Linked DNA regions of Homo sapiens: region 1 is linked to region 2. A link is an interaction called in ENCODE POLR2A ChIA-PET data of the cell type or tissue named here. Cell type or tissue: PC-9. All regions are shown on one strand.

Region 1 (4,000 bases), 200 kb before region 2:
ACAGCCATTGTGTAAAGAAAAAAAAATGTCACCATAATAGGAAGAGGTCAGAAAAAGGCTCAGATATCTCAAGTGCAATTACTATTCATTCATTTAAATGGAGTCCCTACTTATTCATTTAAAAAATAAAATAGGGAGAACTTAGGTGCAGTCCACGGGGGTTAGTCATTATGGGCAGTGCAGTGTGCTTTTTAGAATGTAGAGAAAGAAGGAACTTTTATATGGCGAAGCAATGAGTTTCCGGGTACTGGAGGTTTTCAATAACCAGACCCTGGACCACCACTTGGCAGGGATGTTGCAGAGGTGACTCAGGCACTACAAAGTAAGGTAGACTAGGTGAGCTTTGAGGATCTATCCAATCCTGAGTGCCTCTGGTGTCATGATCCTTCTCCAAGGTAAGATATAGAACTATCCTGGAGAGGAAGAACATAGGCAGGACAGATCCCAAGAAGCCTGAGCAAGGCACCAGGAAGGAGCCAGCTGACTGGAGAGGGCCTCCTTAGAATAAGTTGGATTTATGGAGCTGGGAAAGACTTTGGAGGAAGGCTATTCATGCTCTTGATAAAGAGATGGAGAAACTGTTAGTCAAATAAGCTGGGCTATAATGTATTAAAAAACAAAGTATGAAATCTCAGTGGTTTAACAGGAGGATAGTTTATTGCTCACTTGTGCAATTGCACATAGATGTTCCTGGTCAGTCAAGTGATGACTCAGTGATCCAGGTTCCTTCCATCTTGTCTGATGGCTCTTCAACACATGGCCTCTAAGGTCAATGTGAAAGGGAAACAGATTTTTGGAAAGGCACCCTGGATACTTAACATCCAAACCCAGAGCATGGCATGCAGCACTTTCCCTCACATCCATAAGCAGGATTGATCACACAGCCAACCTCATTGCAAGGGAAGCTGCAAAACAGGGAAGACCAAACAGACCCTGGTGTATACCAATAGTTTCTGCCACAAGAGATCAAGGCCCACAGGGATGCCATGATTTTGCTGTGACCATCGTGTTAATGTTGACAAAACTAAGAATTTATTCCCAATAGGATTTCTAATAGGGTTAAATGTGGTATAAGATGGTATTTGAAGCCTTCCATGACCTGGTCCTGGGAAATCCACCATCTTTTCTGCCACTCTCTGCCTGTCAGCTAATACCCCAATAAAATAGAACCGTTTATACTTCCCACCTCTACTTTTCTTGATATCTTTGCTCAGACTGCCCCTTATTTAGGAGTGAATACCTTCTGCCACTTTACCTAGCTTCTTCTACTTGTTCTTTCAGAATCAATTAAAACATCTGTTCTTCTTGAAAACTAATCTCAACCTCCTGATCTCCACTCCCCAGACTGGGCTAGGTATCCCTCTGTGCTCCCGCATTATCCTATCCATGTTTTTGTTTTAAATCATCATAGGGTATTTAACATCATGTCGTTATTCATTTATGATTCTATCTCCCTAACTAGATTGTGTACTCACTGCAAGGAAATGGCATCATTTTTTAAATTAACATACAGTAAAACTGACTTTTTTGGTATACAGTTTGTGAATTTTAACACATGTAAATTGATATTTTCTTGGTTCTTTGTATGCTGAATAACTTTGGATCATATCCTGGACATTTTGAATATTAGCTTGTGAGACTCTTGGTGTTATTTAAATCAGATGGAATGTTGACATTTTTGCTTTAGCCATCAGTCAAACCAGTTGATTTCAAGCTCCAAGTTCCGACCAACCTTCTGTGGGTTGCAGCTTCAATGTCAGTTCTGTTTGCAAAGGCTTTGCAGTGCAATGCAGATCCAGCTGATGTATATGCCACCTAGTGGCCAGTCTGGCACATGGGTAATGGTCTCTCCCATAGTTCAGTTCTCAAAGTTTAAAGATACGCTTTTCATGGTCAGATCTATGTATGCACCATTTGGGAATAAGCCGAAGTTTGTTCTTTCTTTCTTTTCTTTCTTTCTTTTCTTTTCTTTTCTTTCTTTCTTTCTTTCTTTCTTTCTTTCTTTCTTTCTTTCTTTCTTTCTTTCTTTTTCTTTCTTTCTTTTCTTTCTTTCTTTTTCTTTCTTTTTCTTTTTTCTCTTTCTTTCTTTCCTTCTTTCTTTTTCTTTCTTTCTTTTTCTCTCTCTCTTTCTTTCTTTCTTCCTTGTCTTTTCTTTTTCTGAGACAGGGCCTTGCTGTCTCACCCCGGCTGGAGTGCAATGTCATGATCATAGCTCACTGCAACCTGGAACTCCTGAACTCAAGCAGTCCTCCCACCTCAGCCTCTCAAGTAGCTGGGACTACAGATGTACACCACGATGCCCAGCTAATTTTAATTTTTTTTTGTAGGCACAGGGTCTCACTATGTTGTCTAGGCTAGTATCGAGCTCCTAGACTCAAGGGATCCTCCCTACTCAGCCTCCTGAAGTGCTGAGATTACAGGTGTGAGCCACTGCACCCACTCTCAAGTTTTTAAAACAACTTCATGGGGTCACTTTCCCAGCTCTCTCCTCTCTGAGATCTCCCTGGTACATTCTGGTTCCCTAAAGCCTAAAAGTCCCTTTTTGAGCCTAATCTGCTCTGCATTTCCCATAACTGGGCCCTTGTCTGGGGTTGTTGTGGTCACTCAACCAAAATGAAATGGGCCCCTCCCCAAAACAAAATTTAGTTTGGATATTGAGATCAATGATGCCACACATGCAACAAGAGGGGAAGAAGAGGCTTATCACTCACATGATGAAGCTTTCTGGGGAAAGCAGAAAGAGTCCCCAAGTTGATCTGAAAATGGCTTGAGAGAGCCAACAAAGGGTACTGGCTTGTTTTTATGATGGCTAGCGGGTGAGGCTGGGGTGAGAGTTTCTGCATGTGGGCTGGAGCTTACATGGTTTGAACTTCCATCCAGTGCCAAGGGAGCATCTGAGCTCTTACATCAGCCTGCCCAGATGTGGGGCCAAAGGGTATGGGGGAGTGGTGAGGTTTGAAAGCTGTCAGCAGTCAAACATCAAAAATAGAATCAGACTCTTTAATACAGGCGCCAAGTGGTGGGAGGATAGAGAAAAAAACAACAGGCATTTGCGCCACCCTTTGGGAACCACAGTTCTTCCAATCAGAAAGGAAGTTCCTCTCCCTGAGTTTTAGGTGCCTACGGGCCATCACAGGCTGGGTGATGTGAAAGATTAGAAAAAAGAAAAAGAAGGACAAAAGAAAATGGAAAATTTAGGAGACTCCTTTTGCACTCCTCATGTCAGGACTAAAAGGTTTTCCTGCAGCTCTCTCTCTGTTCTTGGCAATGCTCACATCTAGGTTTTAGTCTGCCTTAAATCTAGGCCGGGGAGTACCAGAAGAAAAAAAATCATAAGCTCACCATCAGTTTAGTGGTACTTCAAATTATGGTCTTTTCGTCAATCTACCTGTTAATATTTACTTCTCATGGTATTTAAATACCTGCTTAATGTATCCAGGTTTTATAGCTGCATTTGGTGGGAGAGATATTATTTACTCTACCTTACATGAAACTGAATCCATCTTATTTAATTTTTTATGTCCTGTGCCTAGCACAGTGCCTGGTACAGGGAAGGGACTTAATAGATGTTCTTTGAATGAACAAAGTGAATCCATGAATGAATGAGTGAATGAAGCAAAGTCTTATGACTTATTTACAGATAACACAGAACAACTCATGCCTCCAAGGAACGAATTTCTAATAACTATGACATGGTCAATTTTCCTCCATTCTCTTCCTGGAAGAGTGAGCAATATTATATAGAGAGGCTTTAGCCTAAGTGAGTAAAAAACTGTAACTTTTCTTATTGGATCTTTAAGTCAGAGAAGTCTTTCAAAATCCCAATGTTTTATGTCTCTAGAAAGCATTTGGATTGCACAGGTTTGAGTGAACTTTCTTAAACTCTGTTCCTCCCTTGTGTGCTGTAGAATTAAAATAAAATAAAATTGGCGAGGCTTTTTGACACCAGCACTTCCTTTAGTTGCACATGTTTACATTTACCACCAAAACAGGCTGAACT
Region 2 (4,000 bases):
CCACCAGGCTGCCTCTCCATGCAACTTTGATAAAAAATTTTTAATTGGGAAATTATAGAAGAGGATAATTATATATTAAGTTTTCAATATAGGTCACATTGATAAAGCAGAGACAAACCTGGAATCTGTCATTTAAAGGGATTTAGTTTCAGTGAGACTTTTCATGCCACCCTGAATATATTCCTATCCATTTTCTTTATCTATTGTAAATCTAATGTTTGTTAGCTCCGAACTGCATGGATTTCAGGCTTGTTTAAGCATTCTGAAAGGCCAAAATTACTATATTAGTCCCATTGTCATTGAACTCTAAGACGGTTCTGTAGAGAACTGATTATAAGAATATGTATAGTAGGTAGAAGCCAAACTATGTTGAACTAGGGCACAGATCCAGTTGTTTCTATTTGAGAATACAAGCTGAATTAGCAGTATTTTCATTTTTTTAAAAAAATATATAACATAAACTTTCCTAATTCTAAAATGATGACAATTTTCACTCCCTTTTATCCTTTTCCCCAATCTCATTCTCCTCTCCTCACATGCAATCATTCTAATGCAGCTATGTGACTGAATGTGTCCTACGTGTACTATGTTTTGCATGTGTTATAGCATTATATATCTAATTTCATGTATTTTTTCCTACACAGCACTATGTTTTTAAGATCCATCCACTTGCTTTCTGTGTACATCTTGTTTACTGCTTCTAACTACTGTATATTAATCAAAATGTACCTTCACTACATTTTTGCTTATCCATTCTCTCAATGATGGAAACCTCCAACTCCTTGCCCACAAATAATACTGCATTTTTCATAAAAAAGCACTGTGCAAGTGAAGCAATATGTACAGACACGTTGAATTTAGCCTCAGACTACACATTTATTTATAACCTCTAATGTAGACAAACTTCTTGCTCAATACCTGAAATTTCTTTTTCTTTTTTTTTTTGAGATGGAGTCTCACTCTGTCACCCAGGCTGGAGTGCAGTGGCACGATCTTGGCTCGCCACAACCTCCACCTCCCGGGTTCAAACAATTCTCCTGCCTCAGCCTCCTGAGTAGCTGGGACTACAGGTGCACGCCACCACGCCCAGCTAATTTTTTGTATTTTTAGTAGAGATGGGGTTTCACCATGTTAGCTAGAATGGTCTCGATCTCCTGACTTCATGATCCACCTGCCTTGGCCTCCCAAAGTGCTGGGATTACAGGTGTGAGCCACCGTGCCCAGCCCCAATACCTGAAATTTCTTATATCCTAATTCCCAAAAAATATAGTAAAAAGAAAAAAAAATCAGTGAACACATTTACAGAATCCTGTCAGCCACCCAAACATAAGAGCTATCAGTCATTACATGTGACCAAGATGACATTATTCTAAGAGAAATGTAAAAACTACTAAGACAATAACTAAAGCAAGCCTACTCATCCCAGGAAACAGTGAACAGCAGGTATTTGCTGCCATTTTGTTGCACTGCCACTCTCAAATATGGTAGGTAACTTTTTTTCTTTTTCTGGAGATAGGATCTCACTGTTGCCCAGGCTGGAGTGCAGCACCACAATCACAGCTCACCGCAGCCTCGACCTCCCAGGCTCAGATGATCCTCCCACCTCAGCCTCCCAAGTAGCTGGGAATACAGGTGTGCGGCACCAAGCATGGCTAATTTTTGTATTTTTTGTAGAGAGGAGGTTTCATCACGTTGCCCAGGCTGGTCTCAAACTCTTGGGCTCAAGCAATCCACCCGCCTCAGTCTCCCAAAGTGCTGGGATTACAGGAGTGAGCCATCATGCCCAGCCCATGCTAGGTAATTTTAAACCAGTAAAGAATGAGCTGGGTTTGACACAATGGACCTCACCTCTATGAGTCACAGACATGCCTTTTCCAATCTCAAGTTAAACCACATAGAAACTTCCTGTTTAGGAAGTAGTTGAAGTGAGAAGCAAAGTCAGGAAAGCATATAAAGAAAAGCTAAGCTTTCATTCATATCCTTGAATGAAAACAAGCCTGTTTGAAAAATGCATTAAAAATCTAATATTAAATTGTTTCAGTTCAGAAACCTTGCTCTGCTGCACTTTAAATAAATCTCCCACTGTTGTTTTGGTTTTGTTTCCTTGACCTGGGTACCAGACTGTCTTGGGGGCACGCCTGGACCGAGGGGCAAGTAAAGGAGGAAAGCTGTGGGAAGCCATTTTCTGAGCATCTAAGCAAAAATAGCTAGAGGCTTCCAAGTATAAACGAATTTTGCATACTGATTAAGTAACTCCTTTAAGAACCTAAAAACATCCCAAGTAACAGAGAATAAACTGAATCAAACATACTTGCATTTTCCACCAAAACTTTGGGCACACGCTGGCGGTTCATTAGGAGTGGGAAAGGATCTCTCCCATCATTCCGTTCGTGGACCTCTCGAATTTCCACCGTATCATCCATAAGATAGTAATGAATGATGTAGGTCCGACATTCACCATACATGCTGTCTGTATCATCCCAGATTGCATAGAATCGAAGGACCTTTGAAGAATCCAAAGTAGTGACTCAAGAATCCTAAAAGTAGGGAGTTCAACTTGGCTACTTTGGCAATTATGTATCAACGATGGAAAGACTAGCTGGAAAGACTATGAAGTAATTTCAGATGGGGTAAATTGAAAAAAAAAGAAATATTCATCAAACATACTAAAACATCTGAAATTATGTACTATATGTCAGCAGCTGGAAAGAATTAAATAATAGGATTATAAGTTTGTGCCAAAAAAGAAGAGCTCACTTTGATCCAAAATATTAGTCAGTGAAAGAGAAGCTAAATTAAAAGAGCAATGAAGTTCTTTACATAGTGGTATATATATATTAATAAAGGTACATGTGAATATGGTTTATATATAATTAGTGTAGAAAAAATTTTTATTTATTAACCAGTCTTTTTTTGGTCCCATCAACACATATCTTCTAGCAATAATATAAACACAATCTTTTTTTTTTTTTTTTTGGCTAGGCTTCTTCAAATCGTGGGAATAAACACAATCTTTAAATACAAAATAATAACAGATATATGACTGATATGAACAAAATCCTTAAAAGACCATGCTAGTGCTAGTTTACATTTTCTGAACTAAAAGGGGTTAAATGTCTAAAGAAAAGGAGCAGCAAAGAAGCACTGAGGGTGATCTCTTCCTTTTCTTTCTCCCTTTAGTACAGAAAGGGAAGGATTTAAATCTGCTTATACACATCAGCTCACAAGGGAGAGGATTAGGAAGGTTGGAACAGAGTTGGAAAATGCTCAGAACATTCTGGACTCCAATATTAATATAACATTTAACAAGGAAGCATCTGTAGTGGGGCTTCTGTGAAATTAAACATTTTAACATTACAACCTACATGTATGCATATTTGTGAAATTTCCTAATAATCGATTTATGGTTTCACAAAGGAGTCTATGAAATTAGCTCATTTTAAGGGAAAGAAATTGTCAATTGGAAACGTAAGGTGGGAAGCAGATGTAGCTCAGGAATTGCTTTGAGATTTAAATGTTTGGTGAGGTTCACAAAACAACTCCGCAACTCCACGATCTTCTTTGGATCTCCATATGAAATGTAGGCATTCCTGTACCTGTAACCCTTGATGAAAGCAGAAAGACAGTACTGTGTCCAAACAGTTCAATTATAGCTGTAATGTTTCAAAATAGTTACCAATACAGCTACCCAAACCTTTTGCCAATAAATGTAGGTCACATTTGGAAATAAGTAAGCCTATTGTGGTTCCTATGTCACTTACCTGTTTGTCAAAGGTGAGAAATTGCTTGAGTTGATCAAAGTCTGATGGGGTGACATACTTACGAAGAGGCTGTTTTCGGAGTTCAGTGTAAGGATCAAGAGCCATCTTCTCTGGTGGATTTAACTCAATTCCTTGGCTTTCTAAAAATACCTAAATAATTGAAAGTTAACAATGATCATCTTTCTTGGAGCTTTTCAGAGTAAGTTATAAACTGATTATATAAAAATAAGTGTATGGGC

Evidence for each region. ChIA-PET counts read pairs that join two places held together with the same protein. Peaks named below come from ENCODE experiments on the same cell type or tissue, not always from the same donor. Only the 100,000 strongest peaks of a DNase experiment are listed, where the experiment ranks them.
Region 1: POLR2A ChIA-PET joins it to region 2 with 5 read pairs; 3 of 35 experiments call an interaction of 5 or more read pairs at or near these places.

The regions. Positions count from the first base shown.
Region 1 is chr6:52,650,045-52,654,044 of GRCh38, reverse strand. No RefSeq gene overlaps it. Among named protein-coding and RNA genes, the nearest start is that of TMEM14A, 19 kb to the left of the region's middle. In PC-9, CTCF peaks have their summits at 1,621 and 1,824 (motif pointing left); a DNase peak (open chromatin) is centred at 1,814.
Region 2 is chr6:52,452,599-52,456,598 of GRCh38, reverse strand. It overlaps EFHC1 (EF-hand domain containing 1), which reads right to left. Exons shown (of 11, transcript NM_018100.4): 4 at 3,762-3,911; 5 at 2,312-2,504. Among named protein-coding and RNA genes, the nearest start is that of EFHC1, 34 kb to the right of the region's middle. In PC-9, no CTCF peak of the experiment used is centred here; a DNase peak (open chromatin) is centred at 1,868; H3K27ac peaks cover 1,136 bases.